Linked DNA regions of Homo sapiens: region 2 is linked to region 1. A link is a loop called in an ENCODE intact Hi-C map of the cell type or tissue named here. Cell type or tissue: IMR-90. All regions are shown on one strand. Links, peaks and the distances in the headings refer to the core of each region. The heading gives the core; the rest is flanking DNA. Region 1 has its middle 36 kb from the start of MEIS2. Region 2 has its middle 160 kb from the start of LINC02853.

What was found. Peaks named below come from ENCODE experiments on the same cell type or tissue, not always from the same donor. Only the 100,000 strongest peaks of a DNase experiment are listed, where the experiment ranks them.
Region 2: it touches region 1 in a loop (6-fold over the local background); 2 of 110 quality-filtered maps call a loop at or near these places.

The regions. Positions count from the first base shown.
Region 1 is chr15:37,130,491-37,142,303 of GRCh38, forward strand. No RefSeq gene overlaps it. Among named protein-coding and RNA genes, the nearest start is that of MEIS2, 36 kb to the left of the region's middle. In IMR-90, for the core only: CTCF peaks have their summits at 3,312 (motif pointing left), 4,318 (motif pointing left) and 4,920; a DNase peak (open chromatin) is centred at 3,311.
Region 2 is chr15:36,204,262-36,216,074 of GRCh38, forward strand. No RefSeq gene overlaps it. Among named protein-coding and RNA genes, the nearest start is that of LINC02853, 160 kb to the left of the region's middle. In IMR-90, for the core only: a CTCF peak has its summit at 5,118; no DNase peak of the experiment used is centred there.

The sequences.
Region 1 (11,813 bases), core at 2,281-7,280:
TCATCATTTATTGGTGGTGACTGGGGCTGCCGGCCACTTTGGAATGCAGAAAAAGGAGGAGGAGGATGAAAGGGACAGGATGCCTCAGGGATCCATCCCCTGGTCTCATTCTTTCTCTTATTCTCCAGTCCCTCCTCACCAAGGACCCCGGGACACACGCTCTACTCCTCCTGTAGGACTTACTCATCTTCAGATCTTTGAGACATGGCTGGTGGAGTGGCTTAGTAATTTGAGGGATCTTTCCCTTAATAATATACTAAGAAGCTGAATAATCTGCTATCTAGACACTGATCCTATCTTTGGGTAAGGGGTCACAGAAACCTTGTAAGTTAAAAAAAAAGTGTTAAAAAAAAAAACGCCAGAAAAGGAGATATAACACATTTTCTTAGAAATCCTTTCTGGAATCCAAAATCTTTTCCTATATGAGTTGAAAATATTATCTATTAAAAGGGCAATTTATGTGTAGAGCATCGAATAGAATTATATTGATATATGTAGGTAAGAATATTTTTATTCTTCATAAAATACTGATATTTTTGTAATTGAATGCTAATAATAGAGATAGTAACTACAGAATTGGATCCCATCATTTATTGGTGGTGACTGGGGCTAATGGCTACTTTGGAATGCAGAGAATATTTATTCAATGTTGATTGAATAGACATTAAAACAGAAACATTTTTAATTGATCAATATTGCTTATATGCCTCAATTTTCTCAAATGTTTTATTGTATTCTTCCAAACAGATAGTACTCAAAATTCCTATGAAGCATTTTTTTTCATTTAAGAAAGGAGAAAAAAGAAAGGGGCTGATTAACACAAAATTCAGAATAATCTTATCTATGCAGGAAAAGAGGGAAGAGGGATGGACTGAAGAGGGGTTCAAGGTTCCAAAGATACTGGTTAGCGTTTCATTTCTTAAGTTGGATACGAGATACACAGATGTCCACCTTATTTATTTACTTACTCGTGTTTTTGCATGTAAGCTACAAATGTTATTTTGTGTCTGTTTAATATCTGATAACATTATTTAAAGCAGATAATTGTAAGACATGGTACAAGTAATGGTAATGACATAATTATTTAAAAAAATAATGACACTGCTGACATCCTTTAGGGCTATTAGGGCTATGGAACTAAGCAATTGGCTGTTTTTCAAAGTGTCCTGAGTTTTCTGTTCCAATCTATTAAATAAATAAGGTATTAAATACTATGAGAAAACTGAAGTATAAAAACAGAAGAAAGACCTAAATCCAGTGCTAAGGAATTGCAGCTCCTTCAGTGACTCCTTGCCTGAGTGGGGCTGTTTACACATACAAGGACTCTGTCTTCTGTTTTACACAGGGAAAGACTGCTGACAACTAGCATTGTGGGGTATGTTTGCATGGCTCTTTCCAGAGTTCAAATCAGAGCACTGTAATTCAGCCACATGATGTTAACCACTTGTCCCTAATTTCGAAATTATTATGGCATCATTTTCTTTCAGAATTATCGATTACTGTTTATTTATTGATCAAGACTAGTAATAAGACCCAGAATGGTAAAGAGCCGACTCTGTCCTTGAAAATGTTCAGAAGAAGCACCAGTGGTGTGTATTTCCTCAGGAATTCAGCTTACTGAGCATTACTCTGTGTTTGTTTCTATCCTTCCTGTTCAATCTTTGTTTTTCTTTTGTCAACCCTATTTGCTCTGAATAGTTGAAAAAAACATCCTAGGGTTTGTTATAAAGTGGGATCCTAACTCATGCTGAATTAAAAGTAAACTACATGCCCTGGGTACATTCATGACCTTAGTTCTCTTAAAACTGAAATGGAGTGGAATCGGTAGCCTAAAGGTGAAGCCTTTAAATCCCTTTATTACCCAAACCCTTATAATCTCTTTGTTTTTAACAAAGTATACACAAGAACGGTAGCAGAACTTCCCAGTTAACATGTCGAGAAATCTCTACTCAGATAAGAATCGAGCTCTTTGGGTTTACTCTTTTTGCAAAATATTTAAAACCTAGAGAGATCATTTAGATGTTGTTTATTTTGATGACCAGATAGATTCTTTTGTTTTGTAAAAGCCACATGCCCATTTTGCCTTCTTCGGGAATTTTTGTTCTAGCACCCTATCATTATTTGCTACCAAACTTCATATCTTTTGTTTGAAGCATCTGAAAATAAAAGTAGTTGTTTAACTAATTTTCTCTTGAGCTTAATTTGGCAATTATCAAATCACATTTGTCAATACAACCACTGAATCAAATGTGACCTAGACATCAACATTTTAAAAAGCCTCCGTAACCTTATGTATTATTTCAAGTTATAGTAGCTACAAGCAAAATCTTGATTGGATCAATAAGAAACAAAAATGTGCTCTCCTCTGTCATTTCAAAGTCATCTATTAAAACAACTCAAATATAAAATTTAACTACATTGGAATACAAATAGAACAGCATAATGAGGCTTATGTTTAGAAATGCAAAGAGCATTCTGAAAAGTATTTTAAGAAGAATTAATCTAATTCTCACTATTAATATTCTTCCATCATTTGATTTTTATTCTTGGACATGTGGATGCTATAAACAATACAATGTAAGATTTATAATGCTTTTTTTCTTTCTTTCTCTCTCTTTTCTCCTTTCTTTCTCTTTCTTCTTTCTTTCTTTCTTTTCTTTCTTCCTTCCTTTCTTTCTTTCTTTTCTTTCTTTCTTTCTTTCTCTCTCTCTCTCTCTCTCTTTCTTTCTTTCTTTCTTTCTCTCTCTCTCTCTCTCTCTTTCTTTCTTTCTGTTTCTGTCTTTTCTCTCTCTTTCTTGTTCTATGTTCCCTTGCATATAGTGAGACACTTCAGAGAACCCTATTTTTTCTTCAGACACATGAAGATGATGTGAATATCAAAATGATAGCGAGGACCCAGGAAGAATAACGCATGAAATAATAATAGGTTAACTAAACTCATATACTAGGTTCTTGGTAAGTATGTAGTATATTATTAATAACTACTTATTTACTCAGAAATCATGTTTGTTTTTTGGAAAATACATTTTCTGCTTCAATTTAGAGTAATACTTAGTTTTCTTTAACTATTGAAAAGGCATTAGCAATATTGTATTGTATGTTATACTTAATGGCCATTGCCAAAGCTACACAGAAATGTGTAAGATGGTTAATTAATAGCATTAATTTTGCCTTATTATTCCTTGTGATTCCAAACACTAGAAAATACCATTGATAGCTTAAAAACTGTTACATATGGCTGGAACCCAAAGTTATTTTTTTGCCATCATTGTAAGGGATACTGTGCATCTTATATATCTTGATATCCTATGTACAGAAAGTGACATCTACTGGAGAAAGCAGAACTGAATATTTACTTTCCAAACTATTTTTTCTGCCAAACGTCCAGACAAGTTGCACTATCTTCAAGATTATCTGAAACTTGTAAAACAAAGAAAGATTTTACTTAGTTCAGTATGGTGTAAAGGCTGGTTGGTTTTGATGGTCATTTTCTTAAAGCTGCCCTGTGGGAAACTGGTTATGGGGCCCACACAAATTATCTCGTAAGAAACACTATTGAAGATATCTGGAAAACACAACTACAGCACATTCCCTTAAGAATGAAACTGAAATTCTAAATAACTGTAAGCCATTGAGTGGTGGATTTGAACAGGACTCCACTGTAACACTTTGTCTGAAAACCTTTCTGGAAAATATGTAACTTCTTTACATGGCCTGGAAATAGGAGTTGTAAAACAAATATGAGATTAGAATACATAATATCTTTCAGGTAGAAAGACATTCCCCTATGCTATCTTGTAACCTAATGATTATTTGTTCATGTTAATAAGATGTGTCTAACTTCATGATCTAATCAAACTGATGTTCTTAGGGAATGGGGGAATACTAACCAGGTGTTTTTCACTTGTGGTCAAAACTAAGAAATGACCTAAAGCCCTGAAAGACAGAAATGATAACAGCTTTATACTTATGACAATAATTCCCATTCTTTACGTAATCACTTTCTCTTACATGAAGGGCAAAAGCCTTTCCTATCTTAATGGAGGGTACTGTGGTGGCCATTTTCAAGACTTTAATGAGTGAGGCACAGCTACATTTGGCTGGTTCATGAACATCATAAAACTATAATAATGACTAGAAGTCCTGTTTCTTTGATTCTAGTCTGTTACCTATATGATAAAGGTTGCTTCCATATTTAGATTACGCTATATAATCCTCCGTAGTTTAATGTCAGATTTTCTACATATGACTGTTATTATTATTATTTTAAATTTTGATTTCATTTTTGTAGCAATGCTCTCTCACTCCCTCTGCTGGCCTTGTTAATTAACAAAACCAGTGCCTAAGTAGTCCTGATGGGAATCAGTGATACCAAGTGGATGACCCATAGAATGCACTCTGTTTTGTGTTGGGAGCCAATCAGAAAATCACGTTGATTGGCCTCCGTATGAAACAAAAAAGGCCAAGAGAAAATTTGTTGTGGGTAGTGAAAACAGAATAGCATGCTTATTTTTATAGTTTTAAGAAAGAATTTAATGAAAGGGATACTTCACAAATCTTAAAAATGTGCTATTTTTCAAAGGAAGAATACCAGTTACCCACATTCTATTAAAACATATATGTACTTAGTAAAAGGCACTCAAAACAAGGTGTATCAATTTTGTATTTCAGTGTTTACACACTGGAGGGTTAAATGAAAGGTTGTCTGGCTTCACTGGTAGGATTCTGAACCTGGATTAGATATACAGCTGTCCAATGGATCAGCTTCCCACATCCTAGAGTTCCATTATGGAGTTACAAAGAGAATGACAGCACTTGGCAAGTCCCAGGCCTAATCATAGCACAGAGAAGTGACTTTTGGAAGGTACATTACTAAGCAATTAGGACCCATTTAATAAATTACCTCTTATGGAACACTTTGAACCCTAGTGGTCTGAAGAGGTTAATGCACCTCTCACAACTGAGTGCTACTCAGTTTCCAGGGGTAACTTCAAGGCCACAGCTAATCCAAACCTTCTTCTCATCAATGGCCTCTTACTCTTGAGCCACTTCTGTAGTCTGGCATCAGTAAGCCCACACACTTGCACTACTCCCCTCTGCGTGCCAGATGCTTCATTTTCTTGCAGCTGAATCCATTGGGCGCAGTGCTCATGAGGCCAAAAGACTTTGTGCTGCACATTAACTTCCTCCTTGGGCTTTCATGCTTCTTATTTGGGAGTCTTTCTGTTTCTCTTATTTATAGAGAGTTTTAACTTCTGGATTTAGTTTAAATGTTACATCTGATGTAATATACTTTCCTCCAAAATTGTTGAGTAGCAACCACATTTTAAATGAATCCAATACACAAAATTAGGCTTTAGGATATTATTAAATTTGTAAAAAAAAAAAAAAAAAAAACCCACAGTAGATGTATATTTGTAAACTGGAATCTTAACTATGGTTAGACACTAAGAAAACATTTAAAATATAACTGTAAGGGAGAAAAAGCTTTGTTTGATGCTAGAACATAATTAGACGTTTTAGGGTTTTATTTTAATTTAAATTCAACTTGAGTTTTTGGAATGAAAATGCCAATGAGACACTAAGAACTTTTATTAAAAAAGATGGCCAAAAAGTCGAATTGGAAAAGATAGAAATATGAAAATATTCCTGTGCATTTATAATGGCTGACATTGCTATATCATGTCATTGGTCTGCTGAACGATATTCCTGTAAACTATGATCAAAATCGTCATGATTTCTAGCACATTTATTTAATGTTTATTCTATCCAAGTCTCTGCTGAGAGCCACAGGAGACGAATAAGACAGGGCCTATGGCTTCAAGAAACTTAGAACTGTATTGTAGAGCTAGGATTTAGGTACATAGAAAAGTAAGCATAACAAAGGGAAGATTACAACGGATGCCAAGTTTGTATTCACACAGGAATTCAGAGAAAGAAGCGGAGTCTCTGCTCAAGAAGGTTTGATGGAGAAAATAGAATTTGCTCAAGTCTTTTGTTAAGATTTTGATAAGAAAGCTAAAAATTAAAAAATAAAATGCTCCAACATTGAGAAGTAATTGAAGTTGCCTTTACTGTGTTTGTGAATGTATTTTGTGGGATATGTTTGAGGGGAATATGTTTGGGAAGTAGTTTTTCAATACAAGAACAGACATTAGTGAGCTTTGTGAATGTTGTACTTTATTACATACCGGAAAAGAAATAAGATGAAACACATTTTCAGTCAAATAACGTAATATAATATGAAAAGTATTGCTTGTTGTCAGCCTGATAATCAGAATATATTTTAACTTTTTTTTAAAAAAGCTAATAACTATAAAACACCAAGATAAATTTTCCTTGAACATTCAGTGATTCACTGGATGAGTCATACATTTTAAAAATTTCTGCTATTTTCAGTGTACCTTGAAAATTTTCCATATTGTAAACTATGTTTTCTTACATGCCTATAAGAAACAAAAACCATGTTTGGAAATCCAGTGTCTACTTGAATCTGGAATATTAATGCAATGTGGGTTTATATGGTCTGAAAGTCTTGTATATTTATGCCATGTGAGTTGATTAGTATCTAAACTTTGAAAAATATTCAGGGTAGAAAAATTATAAATTATTTGTCATGTCAGAGTTTAAAAGGTTTGTAGAAAGACCTGGGTATTTTGTAGCACACAAGATGTGATATGCCTTGGGTGTGACTTCCCTGGTTGTGTTTTGAAAGCAACCTCTACTTTAATAAGACAGTTGTGAATCAACAGTCAAACTAATTTTTGATTACTGGTAAGTGAACATTTAAAACTGGAGCCCCACTTTTAGACGTGGTGGTGAGATTATATTGGTCTCCATTCATATCTAGAAGCACCTCAGTCTGATGGTTTATTCTATACGCAAGGCATTACCACATACAAGTCTCCTTGCTTAACTCTTGTATTATTCACAAGAATGCCAGAGCAGACATATTAATACTAGTCTGCAACTGGCATTATTCCACATACTCAAGAGTTTTCATTCTGGGATAAGCACCATTCACTGAAGGCAAAAAGTAGCATAAGTGAAAGAAAATCACATTGCCTGTTGCATTTTCCTTTTTTGATGACTAAATGCATCCAAACTATGGATCAGCAAACCTTTACTGAATGCTGATTAAATAGTATGATATAAACTATTCATGCTATAGACATGTGCTGTACAGTATGGCTCCCACTAGACACATTGCTATTGAGTCCTTGAAATGTGATTATTGTGAATTTAAAGTGTTGTAAGTGTAAAGTATACACACAGTGTTCAGATACTTAGTATGGAATGGGAACGTAAAATATCTCATTAGTAATTTAAAAATGTTGATTACATGTTGAAATAATATTTTGGATATATTGGGTTAGATAAAACTATTAATGAGATCGATTTGACTTGGCTTTAATTTTTTAACCTGGCTACATAAAATTAAAAATTACAGATGCGGCTCACATTCTATTTCTTTTGGATAGTGTTGCTATAGACCTTCAGAGAATGGACCCAGAAACAAGTGCTGAAAAATACGAAATACTAGAAAAACAGATGAGGTCTCAGCTGAGTCTTGAATGACATAAAGGCTTTGAATTAGAAAATGAGAGAAGGCTAAGTGTGTTTTTGGATAGGAGATTAAGATAAATAAACTGGTGTAGAATTGTAGGTGTTAGAAACCAAAGGTTTACTTTAAGTAATAGTGCAGAGTATTTGGTTATCTTATAAAGGGTGACAAATTCTGAGCACTTACTACCTTAATAAACATAGTTATCTACTATTGAGTCCTTAGAATATGAAGTTTGCATACATAAATTTTCATTTAAACTCTACAACAATCATATAAGGCAAGGTTTATCGTATCAATTTTATTTTATTTTATTTTATTTTTGAGATGGAGTCTTGCTCTGTCTCCCAGGCTGGAGTGCAGTGGCACAATCTTGGCTAACTGCAGCCTCTGTCTCTCAGGTTCAAGTGATTCTCCTGCCTCAGCCTCCCGAGTAGCTGGGATTACAGGTACCCACCACCACGCCCAGCCAGTTTTTTTGTATTTTTGGGAGAGACGGGGTTTTGCTATGTTGGCCAGGCTGGTCTCAAACTCTTGACCTCAGGTGATCCACCTGCCTTGGCCTCCCAAAGTGCTGGGATTACAGGCCTGAGCCACCGCACCTGGCCAAGTTTTATCATATCCATTTTATAAGTGAGGACACTGAGGCTTAGATAGGCTTCCTGAATTACTGAATATCATACAAGTAGGAAGGGACTGAAACCTTGAGTGTCTAACCTCAAAGCTTGTGGTTTTAACCACAGCATTGGAGACAGGTTCACCATGAAGCTAATGGAGCTTTACACTTCCCCCACACTTGTATGTACGACTTCCACGGGGAGGAGCTCAATTAATGTGTTCCCATGGTCATACGCTTTTGTAAACTTTGCCAAATTAAACCACTGTCACCATATCAGTTATAACTGCTGGGACTGTTTCGACTCTGATCTCCCCCAATCACACCTCCCTTTATGCCAGGCAGTGATGGATTGGCACTTTGGGGATTTGGCTGAAGAGAAAGTTCAGCTGGTTATAAACTTGGTTTGGGTTCAGTGAGTTACTTATGTGTTTCCCAGTTCCTTTGATGTATAATTACTTTTTTTTCCCAGCCCTTCCAAGGTATGAATGGCTATCAGGAGTATTCTTACTATCCACTCCACCAGCTCATCTGGGGTCTTAACCAAAGCTACAGAGCCATTTGCCACATTGTAATATTAACTTGATTTATGATATCAGAAGGACGTAGGTCATGGAAAAAAAAAGAAATGCTTTAAATATAAAAAGCTGGAACTTGTTTGTGGAAAAGCCTAATTCCTGGATGTATAAAATTATGTGGAGAATTTGATTCTCATTGAAAACTAGTCAAAATGGAATATACTTGATCTAGCAGCTTATACGATTATAAAATGAAGCACATTAATTTTCTTTTTTGATGTGAATCATGCAAAGTAGAGGTTAATAATTCCTGTGTTTGTAGACATAAGCCTGTAACAAGACTGCAAATATGGAGTATGACTGTGTGAAGTCACCTGTTTTTGCATCCTAATGTATGAGATTTTGTTTTAGCCCATCTGACACACCTTGTTTTAGTGGTTCCAGATGACGAAACACATCAAAACTGCCATTGACAGAGCAAAATGGGCCAAAGCTTTTCTAAACCATTAAAAAAATTTATTAACAACACTGTATGAAAGAGGGAAAATTATTGTCATATGAAGAAGTATGCAGCCAAAATGTGGCATTTTAGAGGAAGTGTCAGGCAGTTAATGAATATAAACGTTATATTATTTTTCTGGATATTGTGATGTTTGTGGTACTTGTCAGCTTTTAATCTTTGTAATTTGTCATGAATTCTTTTTTATCTTAAAGAAATATTTTGGACCTAGGTTGACACTGACAGTTATTTCTTACAGACAGTCTCCCAAATAGTATATGCTTCAGGCATTACAAGACCTGGATTTATCCTTGAACTGTACTGTATAGCTTCACAGGAACTATGGTGGGTTCTGGGGAAACATATATTAAATATTTAGAGGTCACAAAACCCTACAGAATGTGTGGAAGAAAGTCTGTCTATTATGCTATTGATTCTTGTAGCTTCCCTTTGCAGAACAGTGGATCAGACAATGAGCTCTCCATTTTGCAACTTGAGAAAGTGGAGCCTAGGCAGATACCATATTATGTATCCCAAATTCAGCAGCATAGGCTGATATTACATGCATTGGCATCACCGAGATTAGACTGCTTTCTACGGTGTAGTGATGCAGCAATGAGATCACGGCTGGTAAAAGAGAGAAAGACTGAGTGAAGGAGGGTAGGAAAAGGTGAAGGAAATAAACGAACATTTACTGAGGGCCTTACTCGCATCAGGCCCTGTATCCTTCCTTCACTTTCACGTGATTATCTTAGTTAATGAATCTTCAAGTGTCTGTAATGTATAAAGAAATATCTATGATGCATTACATTCTTACTGCCTGATTTTATGACTTTTCTGGGCTGCTCATAGTCCAATAGGGAATGAAGGTAAAGCAGGAGGGCTCTGGAATCACACCAGAAAGTTCAGGTAGATGGAATCATAAAATAAATGCACCCACCACATCGAATAACACTGCAGAGTGTTATTTCCTTGAGAGTACAAATACTTTCTTCTCTGGGGAAACATCACCTACTAAGCCAAAGACCTGTAATCAGTCACTATGGTGTAAGATACATGATCTAGTTTTGCAAAAAATAATTCTTTCTTCAGTCATTTAAGAAAACAACTTAACTTAGATTTAGAAATATGCATGTTGCTAATCATAGCGGTGTGAAGCAATAGTTCTGATTCATGTTTCTTGAATCTTTTTTCATATGTGTTCCTGAATTTAACATCAAACACTGGGAGCTACAAATGATTTTTTTAACTGCCAACCAGATTTCTTAGGATTCAGGAATGCATGCCTGCCAGGGAACATTCATAATTGTATTTATATGCTGGATCAGTACTATTTTTGTGACCTTTACATTCAGAGACCGACAGAATTATACAGGTCTATCTATCTGCTTGGTGTCATCATGAGTGAGGAGGAGCTCCCAACAAACACTCTGAGGAAATAAACATAATCCTATGAGCATATCTCCTCTATGTTCTTATTTTGCATTATACACAGTAGATATGAATTATATCACCCCCTTCCCACATTCCAAGCCACTACTTCTTAATGTGGCTTTCTTTGAAACAGTTCTTAAAATTGCTATTCCTATACTGCGGGCAAGTTGCTTTCAAATATTGTTCAATGGCTTCATTACAGCATTCTCCTTTTTGGAAATTAGCTTCAAGTATCCTCAAAGCTCTCATGTCACACTTTTCTAAAAAAAAAAGAAGATGGTACTTTATGTAAATGATACATAGAATCATATGTGAGCAGCACAGTGCAAGGCATTCTACATGATTGAACAACATACAAACAGACGAGAAGAGATTTAATATGAGTCTGTAGTCCCTGGATTCTTGTATCTTGTCATTTTGGTTTTTTTTTTTTTTTGGAGGCTACTGTTGTCTTCAATGTGGTGAGTCTACATGAGGTTAAATAAACATGATGCAGGCAGGACAATGGTGAACATGCTTCAACTTGGGGTGCCACCCTCAAAGCATCCTCTCAGATCGTGCCTGAGACAGAATTGCCATCTGATGGCTCTTACCTTAAGGGTATACTAAATGTCCTCAAAGACACATCAGAAACAAGTAGCCACGACAAAATATTTGCCTTGAAAGGAATGTTATATATGTCCATAGCAGATTATATTTCTGCTGTTACAATGGAGTTTAAAGAAGAAAGTAATTTTTAAAAGCCTATTTTATAAGCACATTTTCTGTAAGATGTCCCTTTTGTTACTTTAGGGTCACCTATCTAAAACTGTAATGGATTTAATCCATTTTTAACTTTCTGAATGGAAAAGTTTAATCCAAACATTTAAAGGTTTGATCTCTAGGAACATTATCCAGGGATAATTATCAATGAAACTTGAGGAACCAAGAATTTGGCCTGAGTTTGATCAGTGAAAATTGTCTGAGAGCTCGGTTTCAGTAGAGCGAGTTGAAGTCATCCAAAAATAATGCCATTATTGCACCATATTCAACCTCTTAAAATTAAAGTCATCTATTGCCAAAGAAAACTCTGAAAATTAAATGACAGCAAATTTTGTTCATTGAAATTAGAAAAAGGGCTGATATTGGAGAAGACTATGGACATTTACTAAATTAAATTTCATAAAATTTCAAATGATATGT
Region 2 (11,813 bases), core at 2,784-7,783, 930 kb before region 1:
AGGGGTTAATATCCAAAATGTGTAAGGAATTCAAACAACTCAATCACAAGAAAACAAAAACTCAATTTAAAAAAGTGCAAGGGGTCTAACCAAACTTTCCCAAAAGAAGGCATGCAACTGGCCAATAGGTATATGAAAAAACTGTTCAACATCACTAATCACTAGGCAAATGCCAATTGAAAACTCAGTAAGACACCACTTCATGCCTGGTAGAATAGCTATTAGAAAACAGACAAAAGCTAACAAGTGTTGGTGAGTATGTAGAGAAAGGGAACCCTGTACACTGTTAATGAGAATGTAAATTAGTACAGCCAATATAGAAAACAGTATGGAGGTTCCTCAAAAAATTTAAAACAGTACTACCATATGATCCAGCAATCCTACTTCTGGATTTATATCCAAAGGAAACTAAATCAGCATGTGGAAAAGATATCTGCACTCCCATGTTCATTGCAGCATTATTCACAATGGCCAAGATACAGAATCAACCCAAGTGTCCATCAGTGGATGACTGGATGGAGAAAATGTGATATATATACACAATACAATATTATTTAGCTTTAAGAAAAGAAAATCCTGTCATTTTGACAACTTGGATGAAACTAGAGGACATTTGCTAAGTGAAATAAGTGAGGCACAGAAAGACAAATATTGCATGATCACAGCTACATGTGAAATCTAAAGAAATGGAACTTACAGAAGTAGAGAATATGAAGGTGATTAATAGAAGCTGGGTTGGGGAAAGGGGGAGATGTTGGTCAAAAGGCACAAAGTTGTATGGGATGAATAAATTCTGGACATGTAATGTATAGCATAGTGACTATAGTTAATAACATTGTATTGTATACTTGAAATTTGCCAAGAGAGTAGATCTTAGATGTTGTCACCACAAAAAAAAAGCATTTTGTCATGTGGCAGATATGTTAATTATCTTGATAATGGTAATCATTTCATGATGTATGTGTATATCAAAATATCACATTGTCTACTTTACATATATACATAAAATTGCTACTTGCCTATTATACCTCAATAAAATCTGGCAATAATATTGAGAGGCCCAGAGACATTAGAAATAACACCCAAAGTCACAATGCTCAATTTGAATAAGAAATAACATCTATCAGTCTGGTATGTTGCATTTGGAGGCCATAATATAGACAGATCCTTGCAGGAGAGAAGAATGTGTCTTGAGACCAAGAGAATACATGGCTTTCTAAGATGAACACTATTCCAGTAAATTAACGGATTGTATTTATTGGAATGACAGGAAAAAGCCTAACAAGTTTTCCAAAACTTTCAGGATAGATAAAAACCAGCTGAAGGAAAGCAGAAGCAGGTTTTAACTACAAGAAGTAAGTTTTAAACACAGTTTGAGAATATTGGTTTGGGACCTGAGTGAAGGAAAGGGTGATCAGTGGTGCATTTAACAAGGTTCTTAGACTCTCTTTGTGGTGAACTAGAGAACTGATGAGGATTTATGATAGAAACGGATTAACTAAACATAGTAACAAGTACTAGGCCTGTAGAATAAATAAGAATTTTAAAAAAACATAGGGGTACAAGTAAACCTGGGGAAATCCGAATAAGATCATGAGAATGTATTAATGTCAGTATCCTGGTTGTGATATTGTATAATAATTTTGCAAGATATTATCATTAGGAGAAACTGGGAAAAGAGGAAACAGAATTTCTCTTCATTATTTCCTATAACTTGCATATAGATCCATGTTTCAAAATAAAATGTTTAATCTTTAAAAATAGGTTCCTTATTGAAGTGTAAGATGCCAATACCTACAACAGTGATAAATATTGTGGAATTAATTAATTAATGACATTGTCAGGTCATTATGTGTTAATTTAAGGTGCTATATTGAATGTTTGTGTCCCTCCAAAATTCATATGTTAAATCCTAAGGCCCAATGTGATATTTGGAGGTGGGGCCTTTGGTAGGGAATTAGGTCATGAAGAGCCCTTATGAGTGGGATTAGTGTCCTTATGAAAGAGGCCCCAGAGAACTCACTTGCCCCTTCTGCCATGTAAGCTACAGCAAGAAGACAGTTGTCTATGAACCAGGAAGCTTGCCCTCACCAGATACTGAGTCTTCTGGAGCTTTGTTCTTGGACTTCCCAGCCTTCAGAACTGTGAGAAACAGTTTTCCATTGTGTATAAGCCACCCAGTCTATGGTATTCTGTTATAGCAGGTTCAACAAACTAAGAAGTAGGTCACCCTATATCATTTCTTTTTATCTTCCTATTATAGTAGTCCCCCTTTATGTGTTAGGAATACATTCCAAGACCCTAGTGAATGCCTGAAATCAAGGATAGTACCAAACCCTATACATTCTTCTCTCAGTATCCTGGGGAGGGGACTGGTTCTAGGACCCCCCCACTGCAGATACCAAAATATAAAACAGCTCAAGTCTCTTATATAAAATGGCATATTATTTACATATAGCCTAGGGTACATCTTCCCAAATACTTGAAATAATCTCTAGATTACTTATAATACCTAATGCAAAGTAAATGCTATGTAAATTGTTGTTATACTGTATTATTTATTTGTATGATTTTTATTGCTGAATTTTTTTAAAAAATATTTTTTATTTGCAGTTGGTTGAATCTGCAGATGTAGGATCCACAGATACAAAGAGTTGACTGTTTATATTATGTTTTTTCCAATACACATATACCTACAGAAAGTTTAATTTAGGCACAATAAAAGATTAACAATAACTAATCATGAAACAGTACAATGATAACAACATCCTGTAATGAAATTCATTGCCTCTCTCGCTCTCTGAAAATATCTTATTCTGCTGTAGTCACTTGTTTTCAGACTGTGGTTGACTAAGGGTAACTGAAAACACAGGAAGCGAAACCATGGATAAGGGGGGCCACTGTTGTATCATTTCTGGGCTATTGTAATAGTATTTAACTTGGTCTTATTGTTCGCAATGTCCACTTTGCACAAGACTCCCAGACTTCTTTCCCTAAAACACAACTTCGATGACCCTTCCAATCTTAAAAAGCACCAATAATTCCTCATTGTGTACAGAATAAAATCAAGTAATTTTAATGTAGCATTCAGGGTTTCAATCTTACTAGGCCCCTACCTCAATATTCCTTATGAAATCTCCCCTCCAGACAAGTAAATTGACTTCCTGTTGCCAGTGTGTGCCTTAAGCTCACTTGCTTCTGTAAGCCATCTCTTTAGACACACCTGGACACGTTCCTCATCTTGACTCTTATCTGCTAAGTAACCTCAAGGAAGTCCCTTGTTCTCCTAGTCTTAGTTTATTCATCGGAAAAGTGAATATAATTAGAATGACTTCCACAGCTTTATGAAGAATGGGATAACATGTTCAAAATTTCTTACACAATGCCTGGTACATAATAGGATTTTGGTAAATAGTCATTTTCTTCCTACCTTTTACCTTACAACCAAACTAATTGGTGCCCTTTTCTACCCACTGTGGTCCTTTCACAATGTATTTTATACCTACCAGCCTCCAATAGATTGTCTAAATCACTTTCATCTTTAATACTCACTTATTTAGGAAAAAACTGTTAAGAGAAAACAATGATTTTTCTTAAAGCACTCCAGTCCCATCATCATTTGCAGTAAAGCTTTGTATGGCTCAGTCTCACATCCATACAACGTCAATCCATAAAGACAAAAGTTGTAACCCCTCACTGAATGGGCATCTGATGGGAACAGGAAACACATATTTGTGTGTTTATTAAAGCAGGTTATGTTTTCTGAATGAATAACATTGAATAAACACTGAGTGAGATGCTCAGCTTTCTAGTATTACCACTCAGCCTGCTTTAGGGCTATTTCAAAGATAATAAGGAGATATGACCTGCATAAATCTAAAGAACAGTTCGGACGTAAATGGTGCCTGAGTGAATGAAGGAATTGATGTCTCCTAGAGCAGAAGCTATAAATCTAGATAAGTAAAATAACATTCAATTGTCCTCTTACTAAAACAGGACAAAAAGACAGACAGTCCTCCTCCCTGTTCCCCTTTCCAGGCCACTAGTTCCCATACCTTCTCCTCTCCTGAGGGAAATGGACAAAGAAGTTGACTGTTGCCGATCCTTTCTCAACCTAGGCAACTTGCTTTTTCAGGAGGTGAGAGGCAAGAGGAGTGATGAGAGGCATGGAGGAACAAAGATGCCTGCAGGGAGGTTTATGTTTTTTTAAATGCCATTTAAAATGTCTGTAGCCCAGGGGCAGAAATATGAACTGTGCTTCTAGAAGGTGCATTTTGCAGGAAAATAATATTTGACCACGGGTTGAGAGGCAGGTTTTGTTACTGGCTTTGCTATTGACTGATTCCATGGCTCTAGATGTTTCACTTCTCTCTGGGTCTCAGTTTCTTCACTTGTAGAATCAGGGAATTGGACCGGGTCATCTCAAGGCCTTGTAGCAATGACTTTATCTGCCTTAAATCTTGGCCCCTTGAGTTGAGCTGTGTCATTTAAAGGGTCCATTCTATTTCATATGGGAAGAAAATAAAGAATTTCTCATAATCTTAGTAACAAATGTATTAGTTGAAATGAAAAGACTAAGACTAAAAAGAGATACACAGTAAAGGTGGAATAGATGTGGAGCAGAACAGAAAGGAATAAAATCAGTTAGACATTTATATATGAGGAATATGTGCTCCTCTCTGGAACCTCTTTGATGGGAATGTAAGACAGACAGAGGCACCCTGTTTGCTGGCTTGGAGAAGACTGGCTTTCCTCCTGAAGCATTAGAATGTGACTGGGGTGAGAGATGGCCCTGAGCCCGGGGGTGAATGAAGCAAAGTTCAACAGTGAGCAAAGAGGAACTAGGTAATTTTTCCCTCCTGTGCTACCCAGAAAAAAGTTGACTCTACAGACTGCTCGTGGTCTTGGTCACATTTTTTAATGTTTCTCCTCCAAGGAGGTATTTGGAAAAAGAAGATAAGTCATGTTTGATTCCTTTATGATAGTTGAGGCAGTGCTTGCTCAAAATTAACAAACTCCCCTTCCTTGCAAAGGATTTAATTTTATTGTCAGGTTTTTCTTCAAAACATCTTGGTGAGAACTGTGGGGAAAAGATTATTCAAAGAAACAGTGGATGGCAGTATTGGTTTGCTGCTCTAAAGCAGAAAGCAATGGAAAGTACAATTTTTTAAAGAAGAAAAGTAACATATACTCGATCTTCTGAAAGAGCTTCACACAGACATGAGTCTAAAATCATGAAAAGTTCATATTTGCAGTTTCAAAACCAAATAAGGGAACTATGTCAGATGATTTGAGAATATTGCATTAAAAAATGTAAAGAAGGGAAAATGTTGACCTAGAAGAAACAATGGCCTCTTTTAATTCGGTTTTACATATCATCTTCACACAGGTAAGTGTTGGTTAACATACAAAAATAGCCAGTCAAGAGACTACAACCAAAGTAAATGGCATTCTAAAGCATAATAGCAATTGCATGTCTTTTGTAGAGGTGGAAGATTTTAGATTAAAAGGGAGGTGAAGATAGAGAGGGAAGAAGGATGGGATACATACAGTCAACTAATTATGAATGTCATTTTTAGCTATGAATATACATGTTTCACTACTTAAATAGCACTTATCACCTTAAAAATTGCAGGTCATTTTTGCCTAATTATTCCCCTTTTTGTGTCCCTCACATCTCCCTTGGTATACTGATTCAAAGAGTGACTTATTTGTACATGTTATCCCCCATTAATTCAATAGATATTTTTGAGCATATATGAAATGCAAAGTACTAGGGATACAGAGACCCTGGCTAGGGAAATAGACACGTAAGTAAAAAAACGTCATACAGTGTGGTTAAGTGATAACTAGATAGTTTCTTCAATTGTCTCAGAATGGTGGGGTGAAAGTACAGTTTTTTGTCTTTATCATTGCTCCTCGCACTGTGTCAAGTTTCCCTATCTCGTGGACCTATGCTAAATCACATCTTGGGCAGATTTCAAAATCTCCCAAGCACTTCCAGTTATTAAAGTTACAATTCTTCATTTTCAGTTTAAAACTTCTTTTTTTCTACCACATTTAAAGAGATCCACTGCAGCCCAGCTGTATGGCTGCAGAGACCTGAAGAAGGAAAGCTTAAGTCCCCTTTTTGATCTTGTTTCTGGGGCTATGATATGCTCAGAGACACAGCTCCACCCACAGACACATCCTGCACCTTCCCTTTTCAAGGCCTAATTCTATATACATCTCTTGGGGCTGCTGGTCTCTGTTCCTCTGGCTGTTGTGAATCTCTGTGTACAGACACCAAACAGCTCCATCTCAATGTCTTCCAAATCTTTTAGCTCCTGCCCCCATCAAATTATCACAGTCCCTTTGTGAGTCATTTGCTCCAGCCTCCGGGCCTCTGTGATGCCCCTTGACCCAAAGAGAACTCATGCACTTTCGTGATGGCTGCTCTGCCACTCTTCTTTTGCTCTGTGCTGTCATCTCTTTCTCTCAAATTACTTTTGCTCTGCCCAGGTAGATGCAGGGCAAATGAACAAGTCAGCTGCCTGGCCAAATGACCAGCTGAGAAAAGAGATGCCAACATCCCTCCCACAAGCATCTTCAATCTTTTGGAACTCCCTTTACACAGCTTAACTCTATAAAGTTTACATCTCTGGAAGTGAGGGAAGGATATGAATTGAAATGGGAATGTACAAGCCAAGGCTGTGGCAATGGGGATGCTGACCCATTGGAAGATGAATAGGAAAGGAGAGGCTGAGGGTGCTGCCAAAATTTCTAGCAGCAAAGACTGTGGATAATGATATTATTATCTAAGAAAAAAAGAAATGTTGGGGTAGTCTGAAAAAATTAAAAAGAAAATGAGCTGTTTTCTTCTGCTTTCACACCACAAAAATCATCACAAAAGACTTCTGAATGCAGGGGTTTCTCCCCATATACCAAGCAAGCCATCAGTTCTGCAGCACACCCAGCTGGTTGTCCTCCAATTCAATTCCAACACTATCTACCTGGAGATAGTGTCAGATCCCATAGGTTGAGGGCTCAGTCCTGCAAGACTGTCCTCTACCTCACTTCCTACCAGTTGCATGTACCAGTTGCATTCTCCAGAACTGACTGACCTACTTCAAGTTGAGGTTCCCATGACCCCATCTTGGGGTTCAATTAATTTGCTAGAGCAGCTCACAGAACTCAGGAAAAACACTTATGTTTACTGGCTTATTACAAAGTATACACATGAAGAGATGCATGGGGTGAGGTATGAGAGAAGGGACACAGAGCTTTTATGCACCTGGGCACACCACACTCCAGGACCTTTTATGGAGACCTCATTGGATAGGCATGACTGACCACTGCATAGAAATGATTGAACAAAAAGGGTATGATCTAATGTTCATAGGCTGAGTGGGGAAACCCAGCAAGTTCTGTCCAGATTCTTCTTGGCCTCTCTATGCAGCATTTCTTCCTCTGGGGCATGGGAAGGACCCTTTCTGAAATGAGGGTCTTATTACTCACAATCAGAAAGTCAGAGAAAGATTAGAGTCCTGCTTTGGGCAAGCAAAAGGAGGGCAGCAAAAGTTTAGAGAGAGAGAGGTTATGTTTTCGAAGGCCTCCTTCTGGGGCCTAAAGTGCCCCCAACATTACAACAGACTGCAACAAGGGCTATGGAAGTTATGAGCCAGGAACCGTGGATGAAAACCAATATATATAACCATATGTCATGGGAGGGAAGGGAATACATTTAGTTCTGGACATAAGGTAGTGGACATCCAGACATAAATGGACTAAATGGAATGTTATTTAAACCTAAGAAATAAATAAGAATTACAATGTAAGTTGGAAGAGATTCCAAATCTGAATAGAGAATTTAGGCCTTGATGAATATGCAATAAAGAAAATGCAAAAAGAATAGGGTGAGCAGAATGCTGATTTCAGAAAGATCTTCTCAGGATGACCATGGACAAAATGGAACATTATGAGATCAAGCAAACAAGATCAAAGTCTAACATAAGGCATTCCAAACTTGGAGAGATCAGGAAACAAAAAATTTTTAAATGTGTTTTCAATTTAGCAGTCCAAAAATAATAGGAGAAAAAAATAGGGTCAAACAATAAAAGAAGTAAGAAAAGGATTAATTCCAAAATCGCTCATATTCAGACTTTTTAAAATTCACTTTAAAAAAGGCAACAAACACAAGAATGGGCAATCAGAAAATGGTAAGGACTACACAAAATTAGCTTCGAGTAACCACGAGCTCATCTGAAAGCTTGGGAAATGCTTACGAAAATACACAACTCATAGATTACTAGCAGTTAAGAAAATTTGAGATTTGAAAGTATTTACAAATTGAACTCAATCTCTTCAACATCAAACTCACATCCCAGGCAATGTAAATGAATTGCATAGCTAGCGAGGAGCAGAGGCACAGGAGAAGCCAAATGTCCCATGCCCAGGACCAGCTCTCCTCCACTACCATCAGCGTCACTTTTACTAACCAATTTAAAATGCCACTGAAAGTGGCTCTTGGAAAGTCATTAGGTGTCTTTGAGAAGAATGGGTGACACGGCCTTCTTTTGAAAGAAAATGTGAAATCATCTAGGTAATCTTCCCCACCATACCCACCCTGGATTCCCATGACATTAGTAATCCCTCAACATTTTCACCCATCGGCTGACTCAATTATATGGAGAAACACATTAAAGACTACAGTCCTTTGGAGTACATACAGACACCTTTTGAAAGCTTGGTTTGTACATTATGACCAGTATCTATTCCTACTATTTCTGAGAAAAATGAAGAGTTTTAATAATACGTAAATAACCAGTAGATGCAGTCATATTTTCCCTGTCTGTATCAGGATTATTTAATAAAAGAGAGAACTTTCTGTAATTCTTGATGAGACTGTGACATGGAAAGGAAGGTAGCAGCTATGGTCTGGGACCTTAAGATCACTACATATTCTGGCAAGAATCTGCCGTCTTTAAATATCAAATAAAAGAATAAAATATTTAAGAATGCTGTAAGTGGCTGCCTCCCATGGTTTTTTTTAATGTCTATTCGATAATTCAATTCCACGATGTAAATAGCTGGCAGCAGCAGTGTTGTGTGCTAAATATCTCATTACAAAATGCTAGAAAACTAGAGAATTACTGACAATTAAGGGTTGGTACACACAAGTGGCCAAAATTGCAGTTTACAAAAGAATGATAATTGCTCAAGAAGATAGAATTGATGCATATAATTGGATTTGGTCATTTTACTTTTATCATGAGTTTGCATTACCTCAAATGGATGAATGCAGTTGCTATATGAATTAACATGCACCATTTCTATCCCAGCTTTCCTTTCTACACTATTGCCCCCTAACCCTCAGCCACAACTACACTCAGAGTTTTTACTTTCTATTTTGATTTCTGTATCAGTGCTTTCTTTTCTTTGTGCATTCTGGGATAGCACTGGCAATCTAGTTAGACAGCAAATTTCAAAATGCAATAAAGTTACAAATATTTGAATTAACATATGTAATGGAACATGATTGATTGATTGTATTCAATTACTGGTGAATTGCAAAAACAAATTTCAAAGTGTAGTGTGAGGACCACAGGTTATATTAATGTTTGTAGTATTTGCAATGCTCACCCTATTATGAGTGTCACCAGTAAAATATTGCACTATTCATTCGATTCAAAAGCACCATTGTTCTTAATACTTATTCTGGTGAGTAGACTCATGATTTTCAAGAAGAGACATAAATAAATTTGTTCATATGGCAAATTTAAGGGTTGTGATAGTATACTACTGCAGAGGTTTAACAAAACAAAAATTGTTGAAGAAGGCAAAGAATATCAGGACAAGACAATGATTGATCTTTCAAAAAAGTTGATCCTCATAATTTTTTCTTGCTTCCATTTCCTACCAAGATGAAAAAGTTTCAATGTTAAGACTGTTAGGGAAACAAAGAATCCTTACTCAAACATACTTGCCAATTTGCATAACTGGTTTTATGTTAGTCTGTTTTCATACTGCTGATAAAGGCATACCTGAGACTGGGCAATTTACAAAAGAAAGACGTTTATTGGCCTTACAGTTCCACATGGCTGAGGAGGCCTCACAATCATGGTAGAATGCAAGGAGGAGCAAGTCACATCTTAACGTGCGTGGCAGCAGGCAAAGAGAGGGTGTGTGCAGAGAAACTCCTGTTTTTAAAAACATCAGATCTTGTAAGACCCATTCACTATCAAGAGAACAGCATGGGAAAGACCTGCCCCCATGATTCAATTATCTCCCACCGGGTGCCTCTCACAACATGTGAGAATTATGGAAGCTACAAGATGAGATTTGGGTGGGGACACAGAGCCAAACCATATCAGGTTTCATGTACTGAAATCAGTTCTACACATTTCTGACAATTGCAGACATTTTTTTCATTATATATATAACTTTGGACATTTAGGAGACAATTGAAACTTGGGTGGCTGAGGTGGGCTGACCCCAAGTGATGGTTAAAATTTGTGTATCAACTTAACTGAATGCCCAAAGAACTGTTAAACTTGATTTCTGGGCATGTTCATAAGAGTGTTTCTAGAAAAGATTAGCATTTGAACTGGTAGACTGAATAAAGAAGACTGTCCTCACCAATACAGCTGGACATTATCCAATCCACTGAGGGCCTGAACAAAATGCAGAGGAAGGGCAAGTTTGCTCTCTGAGCTAATGCATTCATCCTCTCTTGCCCTTAGACATTGGCTCTCCAGGTTCTTGGGCCTTTGGGTTTGGTCTAAAACTCTACCATCCACTTTCCTGGGCATCCAACTTGCAGATGGCACATTGTGGGACTTCTCAGCCTCCAGAATCACATGAGCCAGTTCCTAATAATAAATATCTTTGGGTGTATATATACATATATGTCTGTGTATGTGTGTGTCTATGTGTGTGTGTGTGTACAAAAGCACACATACACACAAAAAGATATACGTGTGTATATATACATATACACATATACACAAACATACACACACACATATATATCCCATTGGTTCTTTCTCGAGAGAACCCTAACTAATACAAGCCACCCCCAACAACACTGTAATTATCTATATAATTATCTACATAAATAACATTTTGTTTAAAGGTATTTTCTGTATACTTGAAGTCTTTTTATCTTCAAAATGTTTTAAAATTTGAACTTTCCCACAAAGGATAAAACTTCAATCTCTTAAAAGCCAGCTCCAAATACAGGTAAAAAAAAGAAACTGCTGAGAAGGAGGAAAGAATGCTGAAAGATATCAAGCGGGTGGGAGGTTGTTGGCTTGGGATTTGGGATAGCATTAAGCGGACCTCCTCTGGGTCTCTTGTCCTTTGCAAACACTGATTTCAGCGTTCTAAGACCTCGCTCCTAAGTAAAGGGCATTTTATCCTCCAAACTGCTGTTAAAGACTTTGTTCTTACCTTTTCTCCTCACACCCTCACCTGTCTTCCATCACTCCTTTTATTCCAGCAGCACCACCAGTCTTCTTACCTAGAAGTAAAAGAAAATCAATTTCGAATACTATCTTTGTCATTTCAGTCCAAGGTTCTATTAACACAAAATAATGACAATTTAAGTCATTTATTGTGTGTTTTTTTGTTTTGTTTTGTTTTGTTTTTGAGACGGAGTCTCGCTCTGTCGCCCAGGCTGGAGTGCAGTGGCGCATCTTAGCTAACTGCAAGCTCCCTCTCCCGGGTTCACCCGAGTTCACGCCATTCTCCTGCCTCAGCCTCCTGCGTAGCTGGGACTACAGGTGCCCGCCACCACGCCCAGCTATTTTTTTTTTTTCTTCTAGTAGAGACGG